Regions from separate parts of the Homo sapiens genome. Here all the other regions are linked to region 1. Evidence: chromatin contacts called from ENCODE Hi-C data. All regions are on one chromosome and are shown on one strand. The core of a region is the stretch at or near the end of the contact, and the rest is flanking DNA. Distances in the headings are between cores, read along the strand shown.

The links. A loop is a pair of places that touch in the nucleus more often than their neighbours do. Pooled maps may share reads with other maps.
Region 2: a loop to region 1 is called in a map of IMR-90, with 20 times the contacts of the local background. The contact joins two enhancer-like sites. A Hi-C loop is called at or near these places in 19 of 168 maps with a recorded cell type or tissue (A673, HCT116, IMR-90 and 12 more), 2 of 37 single-sample maps with no recorded cell type and 30 of 50 pooled maps.
Region 3: a map of heart right ventricle shows a loop between it and region 1 (6-fold over the local background). The contact joins two enhancer-like sites. A Hi-C loop is called at or near these places in 1 of 168 maps with a recorded cell type or tissue (heart right ventricle) and 11 of 50 pooled maps.

What each region holds. Positions count from the first base shown.
Region 1 is chr4:157,977,454-157,980,511 of GRCh38, reverse strand. The region is part of intron 2 of LOC105377509 (a long non-coding RNA gene); the gene reads left to right. Among named protein-coding and RNA genes, the nearest start is that of GASK1B-AS1, 190 kb to the left of the region's middle. Within about 2 kb of position 1,636, at least 2 of the 41 ENCODE cell types and tissues checked have a DNase peak (open chromatin) inside an H3K27ac peak, as active enhancers do.
Region 2 is chr4:156,474,874-156,477,931 of GRCh38, reverse strand. No RefSeq gene overlaps it. Among named protein-coding and RNA genes, the nearest start is that of LINC02272, 170 kb to the left of the region's middle. Within about 2 kb of position 1,516, at least 3 of the 41 ENCODE cell types and tissues checked have a DNase peak (open chromatin) inside an H3K27ac peak, as active enhancers do.
Region 3 is chr4:156,593,149-156,596,206 of GRCh38, reverse strand. No RefSeq gene overlaps it. Among named protein-coding and RNA genes, the nearest start is that of LINC02272, 48 kb to the left of the region's middle. Within about 2 kb of position 1,391, at least 3 of the 41 ENCODE cell types and tissues checked have a DNase peak (open chromatin) inside an H3K27ac peak, as active enhancers do.

The DNA of each region.
Region 1 (3,058 bases), core at 387-2,886:
ATGGTGTAAGTGAGCAGGACTGAAACTCCAAAAGTTCCCATTTACAGGTGGGAGGATGAGAAGTGCTGAGAGAGCCAATGAAAAGGCAGAGGTCTCAGTGAGAATGAGGAGACAGAGTGTGTGGCAACTTCATAATAGCAAGCAAATGGCTGGAGCCATGGGCTCTGACACTAGGGGCCAGCAGATGAGAGGGCCAACCTGCTCAGAAGCCATGGGCTAACATCATGGGGTCACTCTGCAGCAGAGGCCAGAGAGGATAGTGATGATAATCATGGGTTTCTACTTCCCAGGGATGGTGGCTTCTCAGAAAACATGTCAGAATTTATGAAAGTGTGGCTGTATCATTAATGGAGAGATGGTGGTGATGTTTGTGAGCACTCCATTTCTGGGGACAGGTGACATGGTCTTGAATGAGAAATGGTCCCTCCTGTCATGTATATCTCAAGTCAGCTGAACATGGATCAATGCAGTTACAGAAATATGGATAACCTACAAAGCTCACCATACTCTAGCCCTGCCTCCCCCATTTACCCCCATCTTTTCAAGCTCATCTGGTACTTAAAGTGTATAAGATGAAAATTTATATCGCTTACAATAGAGCACTGATTTATATAGATGTAATTCACATTGCTTATAATTGGGTGGTGCTTTATGTTACGTACTGTTAAAGCATCAATTCTAGGGTCTTTTACCCTAGAGTAATGCAATGTTTTCATAAAGAATATTTTAATGTAGAACAGTAAAATGAATTAAATGACCATGGTTGGTGATAGTTTGTAATCGGCTTTTCTCTTTGTCTTAGTATTTTGATACTTTAAAAACGTCCAGAGGAAGAAAGAGAGGAAACTGTTTGCTATTAGAGTATTTAAATAGTAAGATCTGAGAGTTGCTAACCAGGGTGACCATATAATTTATCAAACAAACCAATTTCCTTTGAAAACAAAAAGAGGGTGCTGCTAAAAACCTCACCAAAAGAATTTTAAGCTGGTCTCTCTTTTATAAAGTGGAGTATATTATTCTTATCCTTTGTCTTTTGGTTTTCTGGTTACTTTTACAGAAATAATCAGTACACAAATATGAGGGTTTTTTGTTTTTTTTTTTTTGTAGAGAAGTGACCGATGGTCTTTAAAATTTTACCCAGGGATTGCATTCACAGACTGTCCAACCTAATGCCTAGATTTAATATGTCAGCTGAAATTTTTGTGGGGAGGAATTTGAAATTACTACAAGCAATGCAATTTTGTAATTAATTATGGATTTTAAATACCCACATTCTACAAGTCCTTCTTTTGCTAAATAAAATTAGGTTGTCTGTTGAAAGAAGGAAGAAAGGCAGGGAGGGAATATGGAAAGCAGTAAAAAACAAAGCATACAATAAAATTTTTCAGGTACTTTTAAATGGTTCAGGCAGAAAGCATATAAAATTTGGCTAAATTCAGAGCCTATGTTTTCTCATGGTGAGAGAAAAATCACTGTGTTAGCAGCAGGAATATCCCTAGTCTCTCAGTGAAGCGTAAAATGGTGTCTTGCTTTGCGGATGATGGAAGCTTCCAGATATTTAGCTCTCAGCCACTAGAGGGCAATGGAGTATAGGGAAGAAAACAGTCTTTAACAAAGAACATTCTCTTACCCACGCGCACGCCCCCACCGCCCCCATTAGCCACTCACTGTTAAAAAGAGAAAGATAAAAGCCATAGAGACAATCAGGATAGAAGAAAACACATTATAGTGCGAATACACATTTCATTTCAGTAATAAGGTGAGGGAAAAAAGGAAGGATTGTTTCAACATGCCCCAAAACTGAATTGAAATGGAAATTCTTGCATTTTATAGAGTGACTTATAGGGACAGAAACAAATTATTTAAGTCGGCAATTTTAAGAAGTTTTTTTTTTTCTACTTTTTGGAAATGCTCAACAGTGCAAAATGAATTTCTGAAAATCTACAAAAAATTGAGAAAATATAAATAAATAGTTAAGTGGTTTGCAATCACTGATTTCCAATCACGTAGTTCCAACCTTTTGAATTATTTCCTCTGTTACTTTTTGCTATAATAAGAGTCTAGGTATGGGGTTCAGATAATTGAAGGATTTTTTTTTTTCCTTTTTCCCTGATGAATAGTTCAGAGATCTAATTATTTTCCTTTTGAACAAGTCATTGATAGCAACAGAGTTTCTACTGTTTTAAGTGATTTTGTTTTAATTCACCACATAAAACAAGATGAAGTCATATATCTTAATAAAAATGCTTTATTTCCTTTTCTGTTTTTTCCCAAGGTACAAGTCATTTTTTTTGTAACTGATATGTTATGCTGTATCACCCTTAAAATTCAGAAATTTCCCAGTTTCTAAATGTATATTTAGCATCAAGACTTGCATTTTTTAGTACAGCATATGTCTGAGAAAACTATAAAGATGACTTTTTTTACGGCTTACAAAGGAATCTGGTGAAAAGACTTGTATTGTTAGAAATAAATAGCAGCTCCTATTATTAGTATTTAAACTATTTATATGTTTGCAGTTTTAATTCAGTCATTACTTAAAAATTAAGATACTGCTGGACATTACTGAAAAAATGTATTAGAAAAATTTTCCAGAATGTTTAAAATTTAAGAAGAAGCAAGAATAAAAAGGAATTTGACTCTATGGGCTCCTTGTTTTAAGTCAAGGCTGTATTCTTCAAAAGATGTCTGTCAATTGATTTTTTTGTGAATGAAGTCATATTTTTTACTGACTTTTATGAAAATTTTAGAGATGTTTATCTTTATTGTTTGCCAGTGATTCCTAACATTTAGCTCCAAGGTTTTTCTGCCTGGCAAGTAAACAATCTAAAAACAGTCCCATGAACCAAACAGTTAATTTTTTTTTGTAAAGAATCCTGTGGAAAATTACTTTCAAAGTAAAGAATCATTTGGCAATATATAAAAACAAATCCTAATTTATCTTTCTGTAAAATGTGACTCTCAATCGTAGTTTTCTGGAAATATTTTCTACCTCTCCCGTGTGTTTTTCAATCAAGAATCATGCTGACTGAACAAATCTAAAGCATTACTATATATC
Region 2 (3,058 bases), core at 267-2,766, 1.5 Mb after region 1:
TTTATCTTCTAAATACAAAAACCCTATAGAGATGACAATAGGACTAAGTGGCCATGAACCAGCTGAAGTTATAAGGAAATTTAAAATCGTGAGGAAGCAGAAGCTGTGACAGATAGTACAGTTTGAGGGTAAGCAGAGGTCCTTAGCTTGCTTTTATTAAACAAACAGGAAGATAATTTGCAACGAAACATAAAAACTATAGCTTTTATAAATCTTTCAGAAAAAGTCAAACACTGTGCTAGCATTGGGCAAATGAAAATAGTCAATTCATGTAAAAGATATAAAGATAGCTAACAAACTTGTGAAAATGTGTTCAACTGCTTCCTAATTGAGGAAATGACAAGAGAGTAAGTTTTTTTAAACCAAGTTTTATAAGTCAAGATAAAAAAGATTGACATTGCTCAGAGGTATCAAGAACATGGGACAATTGGGTCTCCATTTTTTGGTAAAAATCTAAATTGTTATAATAATTTTTAGAGGAGTATGTGGTGATATATAGCTAAACATATGAATGAGTAGTTGAAATATGTGACCATAAGTCAGGAAACCTCCTTTTACCTTTCTTGGGGTGATGTTGAACGACTTAGGCACCAGAGCAGCTTGGACTACAGGTGTGAGCCATCATGCCTCACAAAGTTTTAAAATTTTCTGGAAGAGACAAGTTCTCATTTTGTTGCCCCGGCTGGTCTCGAACTCCTGGCCCAAGCGATCTTCCCACCTTGGCCTCTCAAAGTGTTGGGATTACAGGTGTGACCCACTGCACCCAGTCAGGTGTAGTCCCTTAAATCAACTTTTTTTTGTACAATGGAGTCTCACCAGCCATTAATGAGACGAAATCAAAGATTCATCCCCACACAGAATCCCTAGATAGGTAAGGAATTCCTTTCTATATGTCTCAAGTCCATCTTATTTCGATTTTTAACTTTTGTTTCTTTAATACAAGCCGCCAACTTCTAGCTTGTAACTGGTTTTCCAAGAACCACCTTTGTCCACTAAAAATTCCTTTTGCATCCTAAACAGAATAATCTTTCTCAAAGTGCAAATCTGCACCTTAGAATATTCAACACTTTTCCCTCCCTCATCCTTCTCTTGCTTGGAAACATTCATCGGCTTCCTCTTGCTCTTAGGATAAAGACCAAAAAGCAAAGACCGAAATCCTTGACATGACTTATTGACTACCATTTCAGCCTTTTCCACCACATTGTCTTCACCATCTGTTTGATGAGACCTGAACCTCTTCAGTTACTGGAGCTCATGATACTGTCTTCCTGACAGGCTCCAGACTTGATCTCTCTCTGTTCTCTATTTGATTGGTTAGTATTACTCATTGACCATACCCTAGCTCTGCCCTGGCTAACTCAGGAAATTCTTCTCTAGTCATGGGTAAAATTCCCAATTAAATAAGCATTTGTAGCACTGTGGTGTGTTTCTCTTTCTTAGCACTAACCACATTGGAATGTTATGTCTTACTTGCGTGGTTGATTCATGTCTCTCTCACTCACTAGAGACTAAGCTGCATGAGTACGTGAATCATGTCTGGTTTTCTCTCTATTATGGGATCATATTTGAAAAAAGCTCTCTGAATGAAGGAGTAAAACATTGATCTGTTTTCTACACATGATGATGGGCTGGGAGCAATGTAAGTAGGCATGAGGGAATTTCCATCTAAGTTTATGATAGAGGTTTAAGTGTCCCCACATTACCAGTGATTAAAGAAGAGAGAAGCAAAGTGTCAGGTTAATATCACCTTTTTCTTAACCTTTATCTGGCCCCATTTTAATGAGGTCTTTCCAAGCCATTTTCATGACTTATGCACCATGGTTAAAGTTACCCTTTTTCAGATGAGTTGTACCCAATGTGGGAGAAGACAAAGTGGGATACTTGGTGCCAAGTTTAAACTGATTTGGGTGAGACTATAGTTCCATAGTCTATGTTAACTTTCGGCCTAGAACGCTTTGCAAATTCAGCATAAAATAGCTATACCAAGCATGTTTGGAGTTTTCTTGAGCCATGTACTGGTGCGATATAATCTATTAGTTTGATGAAATAAATGGAAATAACTTTTAAAGGGAAAATGCTTTTTATAAGTATGGCTATCTGTCAACTTCGTTGTTTTTCCTTATAACTCTCTCTGAATATAAGAGAGCAGTACCGATTGTATATTTTCTCTCACTATCTTCCCAAGACTAGCAATCTAATTCAATTCACTGAGGTTGAGTCCACTAGAAATTTTGTTTGTTGTCTTCATGCTTTTATTCTAAAGATAATTTAAAAATTACAAAACAGATCTGGAAAATGTCTAATGATGTAGTTTGCTGAGTATAAAGAAGTATTAAATTAGGCTAAAAGTCAGGAGCTTTCATTATGTATTCAACATACTGAATATGATATGGTGTTTGGTATCTGCTGCCAGAGTATTGCTTCTAGACAGGCTAATCTGTACTCCAAGAATGACACCCTGTGGCTGAATAGATCAATAGCAGAAAGCTCATTTATCATTCTCTTCTTTGTCTTTTAAAAAAATAGTCATTGCAAAATGGGATTTATATACAATTCACTTTAATAAAAAATTATTTTATGACAAAGCCCCTTAAATGTTTAAAATGGATTGAAAAGGGCTAGCATGAATAAAGAAAACATTTCAATATTTATTGCTCAATGTATGTGCTATATATGAGCTATGTCAACATATATCATTAACACATAGCAATAATTTGTTACACAAGTAGGTAGGGATTTTTCTCTTAAAAATAGTTCATAACATTTCATTGTGTTTAAAACTTGAGGAGTGTATTCATTTCTGTTGTTTTAACTGGAGCCTCAAGGCAACACTGAATAATCTCTAATAGCTATGTTAATATTTCTATGTTTTACAATTATAGAAATGCAAGGTAAATGAGGGTTAAAAGAATTTTCGTTTTCTTTCTTTTTCTTTTTGAGACAGAGTCTCGCTCTGTCGCCCAGGCTGGGGCGCAGTGGTGCAATCTCGGGTCACTGCAACCTCTGCCTCCAGGGTTCAAGGGATTCTCCTGCCTCAGCCTCCTGAGTAGCTGGGACT
Region 3 (3,058 bases), core at 142-2,641, 1.4 Mb after region 1:
TGTGGCTTGAAATTCACACACCCACAAGGTTTAGATAAGAGTCTACCCTGAGCTTGGTCCTTGTGGATGCTTCTCTAAGGCTTAAGAAGCATTTCCACCTTTCGATGGGTCTCCATCCCCATCTAGGCTGATATTTGTGCAGTGCAATAGTTGTTTTCTCATTAAGAAGAGGAAACAATGAGAGTGATGGAGGAAAAGTCAATGAAAAGCATGCCCTGCTTTGCGTTAAAAAAAATTTCTGGTAAAAATGTCAGTATACAACACATAAAAATTTCATTGACCTGATTCTACTCTTTCCTACTTTTGTTCCCACCCTACCAATAATCCTGTTTTGGAAGAAGGCTGCTTTACATAAACTCTAAATCTTATTTTCTTATGAGTGTTTTCTCGTGAGTCTTCTCACTCCTTTCTTTTGCTTCATTGATTTTGTAGAAAGGCTGCTTCAGAAATCAGCCACCTGCTCAGATTGCCTAGATGATAAAATTAAGCTCTCAACTGGTGTGAGCAGAAGTTTCAATAAAAAAATTCAATTCAGAATTCTACTCAAAGGTATATTGAGTTTAGACCATGGGATATGCTTTAGCTTCAGAACTAATTGCTTCTCAGGGAATCAATTATGTTAGGTTGATCAAATGTGACTGTAGGGGGACATGTATGTTTATTGACCAAGAGTTATATGGCAGGCACAATACTAGCTGCCAAAATAATGGGAATGGCTCACATTTATATTGTGATTACAGTGTACGGTCATGTTCTAAGCACATTGATCCTTACTACAAATCAGAGAAAATGTTGCTGTTGCTTTTTCTATTTTGTAGATGAGGAAACAGAGAGGGGTTAAAACATCTTTACCAGGACACACAGCTGTATGTAGCAGGACTGGGGTTTATACCTAGCATTTTGGCTCCAGAATTTATGCTCTTAATCACTCTACTGTGGTGTGTTTGTGTGTGTGTATGTGTGTTCGTGGGTGTGTATGTATTTTGCAAACAGTTTTATGAATCATTGTTTGAAAGAGGATATTTATTTTTGCCCCTGTTCAGTTATTTTCTGTTACCAACTGTATTACAGTCAGTACAGACTGTTTTGGTGTGCAACACATTACATCAAATCTTACTGGTTTGAAAAAAATGAATATTTCTGATCAGATCATTTCTCTGAGTTAAGAATCAGAGCACACCTACCTCGCTGGGTTTTCTGCCTCAAAGTTTCTTATAGTGCTGCAGTTTAAGTGTTGGCAGGAGCTTCAGTCTTATCTGAAGACGTAACTGGGAGAGGATCCTTCCAAACTCATTCTTGGTGGTTGTCAGGCTTCAGTTCCTCACAGGCTGTTGTTCTGAGGGCCTCAGTCTCTTGCTGGCTGCTGGCCAGGGTCCTCCTTCTGGTACTTGCCATGTGGGCTCCCCGTAGGCAGCTCACAACATGTCAGCTGGCATAAAGTATGATTTATTACAGCAGATATAAAATGTTTGTGTAGAATAAACCTGTTTTACTAAAATAGGTTAATTCTGTGGTGTTTATTCATTTGAACATAATTTGTATATTTTAAAGGCCCATGCAGTCATCTGTTTGGTAAAGGTGTTAGAAGGTAGTGTTTACTAGCAACATGCATGTTTAGAAAGTCTTTTCTTAGTCTTCAAGTAGCAGAGTCTACACTGTAGACCACACAACAGGTGTGAAATCAGCCTTTGTTAACTAACTGAATTTCTCAATCAAAACAAATCAATTCCACTGTATTTTAGATTATAAGTGAGTTATAGTCGGTAAGGATAAAGATTATTTCTTTATTTGTTTACATTTATATATATATAGGTTAAATACATAATTAAAAGGAAATATTTAAAGTTCTGACTCTTTCAAGTATTCAAGCATTGCTAATGTGCTTTAACCTTATTCATCCTGCACTCTAGATACATTTTTTTTTAAAAAAAAATGTTTTTTGTGTGTGTGTGATCACAGCATAGCCATTTATAAAAATAAGTTTCCAACTTTCCAGAGAACACAGGTGACAAGTGTTATTTGATGTATAAAGTAAGAGTATCATCAAGATGTTTACCTTCTTTCATTTATTGAGAATTTCTATGGATGAAGATTTATGCTCAGCTCTGTGGAGGATTCAAAAATAAATCCAGTCTCTGCCTCGTGGAAAGATTTAGAGCATTGAAATCAGAGAAACACAAAGTAATGTACTATAATTTCTCTGGGCTTCAGTTTTCTCATCTGTGTAACAAAACAACATTAATACTAATTTAATGTTTTATAAAACACTTAAGCTACATAATATATGTGATGTTTCTTGAACGTAATGAAGGTTTAATAAACACAACTGCTCACCTTGCATCTCTATGGCCATGTCTACTTGTCACTATAGGAGCTAGTAGGGGAGAGAGGACAATGGCTCAGATAATTGAAGCACAAGGTAGAGAGTGGCAAATGCCATATGAAAAGTAGATAAATTAGGAGTTTAGAAAATGAAGATATGTTTTTTTGGAATTGTTTCAAGATGATGGACTGAGCATATTACACAGACTCTGGCTCCCCCAATAGACCTTTAGAAAATATGGAAAATATATTGTTTGTGGAAAGTTAAGTTAAAAATGAGTTTAAAATAATTTGGATTGTTGTAAAGGATAGATTTTTTTTTCTGTATCTTTTGTAAGTTTGAGTTTCTGCCTATCCTGTGGGAAGGAGTCTTCATATTGATGGTCACTCTAATTCTGTCTTGGATGACTTAATAAAGTTTTCCTCCTAGCTCCAAAACAAGGTATAAGGACTGTAAATATTTATTGCAAAAATGAGAAAAATAAAAATAACACAGTAAATGCCAAACAAGTAAAACAAATATATAATTTTGCGTCTAGATAATTTATAAACTCCATATAATTAGAAATAAAAATATTGACCTCTGAATAGACAACCCATGGATTGGGAGAAAATATTTGCAAAGCATACGTCTGATAAGGGCTAATATCAAAAATATATCAGGAATTCAAACAACTGAATAGCAAGGAAACAAAACCCAATCAAAAAATGTGCAAAGAAACTAAATAGATACATT